Regions from separate parts of the Homo sapiens genome. Here region 1 is linked to region 2. A link is an interaction called in ENCODE POLR2A ChIA-PET data of the cell type or tissue named here. Cell type or tissue: GM12878. All regions are shown on one strand. Links, peaks and the distances in the headings refer to the core of each region. The heading gives the core; the rest is flanking DNA. Region 1 overlaps ANKRD55 (ankyrin repeat domain 55). Region 2 overlaps SLC38A9 (solute carrier family 38 member 9).

Evidence for each region. Peaks named below come from ENCODE experiments on the same cell type or tissue, not always from the same donor. Only the 100,000 strongest peaks of a DNase experiment are listed, where the experiment ranks them.
Region 1: POLR2A ChIA-PET joins it to region 2 with 5 read pairs; 1 of 35 experiments calls an interaction of 5 or more read pairs at or near these places.

What each region holds. Positions count from the first base shown.
Region 1 is chr5:56,173,619-56,176,536 of GRCh38, reverse strand. It overlaps ANKRD55 (ankyrin repeat domain 55), which reads left to right. Exons shown (of 12, transcript NM_024669.3): 4 at 255-385. Among named protein-coding and RNA genes, the nearest start is that of ANKRD55, 58 kb to the left of the region's middle. In GM12878, for the core only: no CTCF peak of the experiment used is centred there; a DNase peak (open chromatin) is centred at 1,418.
Region 2 is chr5:55,623,865-55,626,782 of GRCh38, reverse strand. SLC38A9 (solute carrier family 38 member 9) reads left to right here. Exons shown (of 16, transcript NM_173514.4): 16 at 124-935. The coding sequence ends at 289. Among named protein-coding and RNA genes, the nearest start is that of SLC38A9, 87 kb to the left of the region's middle. RefSeq lists an enhancer at 627-1,441. In GM12878, for the core only: no CTCF peak of the experiment used is centred there; no DNase peak of the experiment used is centred there; H3K27ac peaks cover 792 bases.

The sequences.
Region 1 (2,918 bases), core at 199-2,698, 550 kb before region 2:
AGCAATTTTTATCATCTACCCAAAATGTTTTACTCAGCCAATTATTGCAAAATTGCAGAAGATTGAAAAGAGCCAGTAAAAAAAATACATAGTTTATAGAGATGTAGCAACAATCAGCTTCATCTCCCTTCAGTCCCATACAAACAGCTGGGTTTGTATTGCAAATAGCAAAATAAATGAACAGGCCAATAAAGCCTGCTCATCAGTTTCATGGGTCACACATGTTTAAAGGCTGTTGAAATGTCTCATTCCAGGATGCACGCCCTTGATGCATGCGGTTTCTGGACGTCAAGCGGACACAGTGAAGCTGCTGTTGAAGATGGGAGCCAATATTAACATGCAGGATGCTTATGGCCGCACAAGTTTATGCCTGGCCACCTACCTGGTACTGACTTGTGCCTGTCACAGGGTGGAAGGAGCAGGGTAGGCGAAGGGTGTCATTATGGGGTCCCAGTTGCAAAGGAGCATTCTTGGATCTATGCAGCTGGCTAAAGGAGCTGGAACTTGAAGCTTTACTCCAATCATCTTCAACGTTTATATCCCCACTTAGAGTTGGTTTCATGAATTTGGGCCATTTTGGATCTTCCTAACAATCCTCTAAGATAGAGGTGATATGGCCATTAGGGAAACATTCTTTTCTATCTTAATGGCATCAGAATTTCTCTTGGGATATTTCTGGACACACTTGGTGCTTCTAAAAACAATCTCCCTAAATAACCCCAACAGGGTGGGAATACTGTGAAGATCCAATTAACATCTGTGGGGTAGGATTGGTTGAGTAGAAGCTTGAGGCTAAGGAATGTGGAGAACAACGAGAACTGGGGAAGGTGGTGGGAGGGACTGGAAGATAAAGAACAGGGGAGACAAAGCAGGCTCTTAAAGGGACAACGCCAAGCAGATGACTCAGCCCACAATCAGGGCTCAATTTAACAACTGTGTCATAATACTAGTCCTCACCGGTAGAGATTTCAGTTCAGCATTTCCCAACATTAGAGCAAGCCTGGTTAAGCCTTACTGAAAATCCTCAAGACCCTCTCCTCTCAAACTCTTCCTGCAATCCTTTTGGGAGGTCCTAGGGGTGCCTTGAGTCCATGTCAAACAAGTCCTAACCACCACATGGAGGTCATCCTTTTTCTTCCTCTCCAGAGAGGTACCCAGAAATCTTCACTATGACCACCATTGCTACCAGTGCAGCTTCTTGCATTTGCTATGGCTTGCATTTGCTATTGCTGCCCACTGATGGTGGTGAATTCACTCTGGACCAGCCCCATTGAGGGTGTCCTGCTGAATTAAATCACTTCCCTTTCCCAAACACCACCCCTTTCTGCCATGACCTATCATAGATTGCAATGAAGCATTGCCCAAGTCTCACAGAGATTTCCTTTAGAGCCTACTTTTTCATTTTCTATTTGTGCTCTCTCTCTAGAACTCACATGCAAATCTGGGAAGAAATTTTCAAACTGTGGTCCACAGATCTTTTGTGTCAATATCCCTTGGGGTGCTTGTTTCAAATGCAAATGCCAGGCTGGTCTGATGGTAGAGGGTTATCAGAACTTATTCACATTAGTGTCAAATGCAGGTACCAGGGGTATACCCTAGACCTTCTGAGTCAGATACTCTGGGAGCAGGACTGGGGTAGTTGGTGTTGGGGGAGTCTGCATGTTGAACAAACCTCCTTGGCAATTTTTTTTTTTTTTTTTTTTTTTGAGACAGAGTCTCACTCTGTCACCAGGCTGGAGTGCAGTGGTGCGATCTCAGCTCACTGCAGACTCTGCCTCCCAGGTTCAAGCGATTCTCCTGCCATAGCCTCCCAGGTAGCTGGGACTACAGGCATGCACCACCACACCCAGCTAATTTTTGTATTTTTAGTAGAGACAGGGTTTCACCATGTTGGCCAGGATGGTCTCGATCTCTTGACCTCATGATCTGCCCGCCTCAGCCTCCCAGGCGATTTTTAAAAACTTGCCCATCAAGTTTAAAAGCCACTGGTCTGTGCATATTAGCCGAAGTCCCATATCTCAGACAGACATATGGCTGTCCTCCTAGCCCCCTCCCTTCTAGCACATGCCTTAAGAACTGCTCTTGCTATGGACTTTTCCAGTGTCTGAGCTGAAGAAAAGAGAAAACTGGGATAAGGGGGTAGAGGAAGGGCATAGAAGGGGTTTCTAAAGTTGACTGCCACTAGCAAATAGAATGTAGTGAAAGCAAACTGTCCCCCTTTCAAAGTTCAAAAATTCAAAATTTTACATTTCTTTGACTAGAGAGCTATGCAAGGGACTGGGAAGAAGTACTCCTCTAAATCACGGTGAATAATGATGGACACCCTTGGAGCCTGGAAAGTTGACACCTTTGCAGACAACTCTTTCTAGGAATATATTCTAAGGGCTGCATGAGAAGAGTCTGCCAGCAGGACACCATGTGGTGCCACCTTTTTAACTCTGCCCCCATCTCCCTGTGGCTCCCCAAGGCAGGACCCTCCATTGTTCTGCTGGGGCTCACGGGAAGCAGTTGTCCTGGGGACTGCACTGTGAAGCTTATCCCTCCCTCCTGGCAATGTTCAAATTCAAGAATTAAAGAAAAATGTCGCAAACGGGACACTTAGAAGTTAAGTCTCAGCCACAACTCTGAACTCAGTATACAAAAAAACCTTACCACAGATGTGTCAAACTCAAATAAAATATGTAGAGTTGAGGCCAGGCACGGTGGCTCACGCCTGTAATCCCGCTACTTTGGGAGGCCAAGAGGCTAGAGGATCACCTGAGGTTGGGAGTTTGAGACCAGCCTGACCAACATGGAGAAACCCTGTCTCTACTAAAAATACAAAATTAGTCGGGCGTGGTGGCGCATGCCTGTAATTCCAGGTACTCGGGAGGCTGAGGCAGGAGAATCACCTGAACCCAGGAGGAGGCGGAAGTTGT
Region 2 (2,918 bases), core at 261-2,760:
GAATCAAAAATAATTTTTGTTGAGCTATCAGACTGAGGAGGATTTAAATTGTACTATGTTTACCTTAATTGTAAAAAGCAAAGTGCAAGATGAATATTAACCCCAAAAGCTTTTATTTTGCAGATATTCAGGAGCAGCATGTGGACTGGCCTTTGTATTCATATACCCATCTCTCATCTATATAATTTCCCTCCACCAAGAAGAGCGTCTGACATGGCCTAAATTAATCTTCCACGTTTTCATCATCATTTTGGGCGTGGCTAACCTGATTGTTCAGTTTTTTATGTGAAATACCTCAACTGTTTTTTTCAAGAGCTCTCATGATATTTTGAGCCTTGACAACAGTTCTATATAAATTCACTTGTAAATGCTGCTGTTGTGTAATTCTAAATATTTTCTAAGATAATTTGAAAGCAAGGGAAATAGTGGCCCCTTAATGAGTATTTTTTTATTGGGGTGGGGAAAGGGGCAAAAAGAATGATCTTAGTGTCTTTACCTTTCTCATATTAACTCACCTCTTTATTCTGTGGTCTTTTCTGAATAGAAATGTATGCCCTAGGAAGAAATCATGCTGGGTTTTGCTTTTAGAGATAAAAGGTGGTGGATTTATTTTGCCTGCAGTAAAGATTCTCAGGGTGTCAGAGCAGCATATTGTCAAATCCTGCTTCTGTTTTATGTTTCAGTGTATTCACTTTCATTTTCTTACTTACTAGACCATTTCTGCAGTTTGCCCAAACCTCTACTGTTTGGGACAGTAAGCCAAATACCTCATTTTTAAAAAGAAGTTTTCATGGCATCAGTGTTAATAAAGTACATTTTTAACTGAGTCTTAATCTCTATTTGAAGAAAAAGTAGAGACAAAAGTAATGTCAATGTAATCCCCAGGATCATGAAATGTATACAAAATAAATAAAGTAGGAGAGTTTGTTGCTGTCTAACTCCTCTTTTATTTCTAATCCAGTACCAGTGACTTAGATCGAAATTACAGTTCCCCAAGCCAGACTTTGCATAAGAACAAGAATGATTGTCCCCATAGACCCAGGGGGTGCTTTTGCTTTTTGGATCCCTGAGATCCCAGCGTAGGCTGTCATGATGGACCCAGTGGGGAAAGCATGGCAGAGAGGAGCCTGAGAGGCCCATAGGGGAGACGGCGAACAGAGAAGGGGCCAGGGAGGAAGAGGCCTCAGCCCAGCATATTTTGTGTCCTCTGGGGGTGGACTGGTTTCTGCACCACAAAAAAGGATTGATTTTGTTTGAGGTATGACCTTCAGAAAGAGACCTCCATCTGCTTACTTCTGTAACTGGCAGTACTGTTACAGGAAAGGGGTCCTGATCCAGACCGTGAGAGAAGGTTCTTGGATCTTGCGCAAGAAAGAATTCCAGGCAGGTCCACAGAGTAAAGTGAAAGCAAGTTTATTAGGAAAGTAAAGGAATAAAAGAATGGCTACTCCATAGACAAAGCAGCCCCGAGGGCTGCTGGCTGCCCATTTTTATGGTTATTTCTTGGTGATATGCTAATCAAGGGGTGGATTATTCATGCCTGCCCCTTTCAGACCATATAGGCTAACGTCCTGACATTGCCATGGCATTTGTAAACTGTCATGGCGCTGGTGGGGGTGTAGCAGTGAGAAGACCAGAGGTCACTCTCATTGCCATCTTGGTTTTGGTGGGTTTTAGTCGGCTTCTTTACTGCAACCTGTTTTATCAGCAAGATCTTTATGACCTGAATCTTGTGCCGACCTCCTGTCTTATCCTGTGACCTAGAATGCCTTAACCATCTGAGAATGCAGCCTGGCAGGTCTCAGCCTCATTTTACCCAGCTGCTATTCAAGACAGGAGTTGCTCTGGTTCACATGCCTCTGACAGTACAGAGTTAAAACCCTGTGAGAAAAACTCCTTAAATCTGAGAAAAAGATTAAGGAATCTGGATCCTTGGAATCGACGCTCTTCCCTTATTTCTTCTGAACTAAAAGCTAAACTAGTATCCACATTCACGTTTTCCAAGTAATACAGCCTCTGTGTCCAGGTCAGGATACAACATGGTGATTTTTTTTTTCTGAAAAAATTAGATTTCTCTAATTTTAAGCTAAAGTTTAAAAATCTATTGTATGTTCACCTCTCAGATAGTGTATGGATTTGTGTTATTTCCTTCCTTTGAAAAAGAAAAATGGTTTTTGCAAACCTAGTAAGGAGCCCAGATTCAAGATCAGCCTTAATTTCTTTCAGCAAAGCTTTCTGTCCTATTCATAAAGCCATAGACCTATATTAATGATGAACTGTATTTCCTAAAGCTCGTTTGTTTTAATAAAAAGTCTCATTATGAAAATCTCAAGCCCACACAAAAGTAACATGGAGTAATACGGTGAACCTCACAATGCCTATCCCCTAGATTAATAATTATAAAACTTGGCTGTATTTGCTTCACCTATCTTTTTTTTTCTTTTCCACTGAAATATTGTCAATCTCAGATGTTATTTCATCACTACAAACCTTAATTTACAGCTATTAGTAATAGCCTTTTGAACATAGTTACATTGATGGAAATAGTCTCAAAAGTTTTTGTTCACATAAATTGCTGGTAGTAGGAGTTCGGTTAATTGGAAAATTCTGCAGTAGGTGTCAGATCACTGTGTTAATTTCTCTTAGAAAAGGAGTATAATGAATGGAGAAAGTGCTTCTCTGTGCTTGAGAGCCCCTGAATCTTTATGACTTCAGAATCTTATTCAGTTAAGAGACATAGGATTCAAAAGCCAGACAGCACTGGGAGCGATCTAGGCTTAATCCCAGTTTATCCCCAGTCACCTTCCTTCTCTGTAAAAACTTCAGAAACAGGGCTGGGCACTGTGGCTCATGCCTGTCATCCCAGTTCTTTGAGAGGTGGAGACAGAGTTTCATTGCCACTTTTCAATAATGTACTT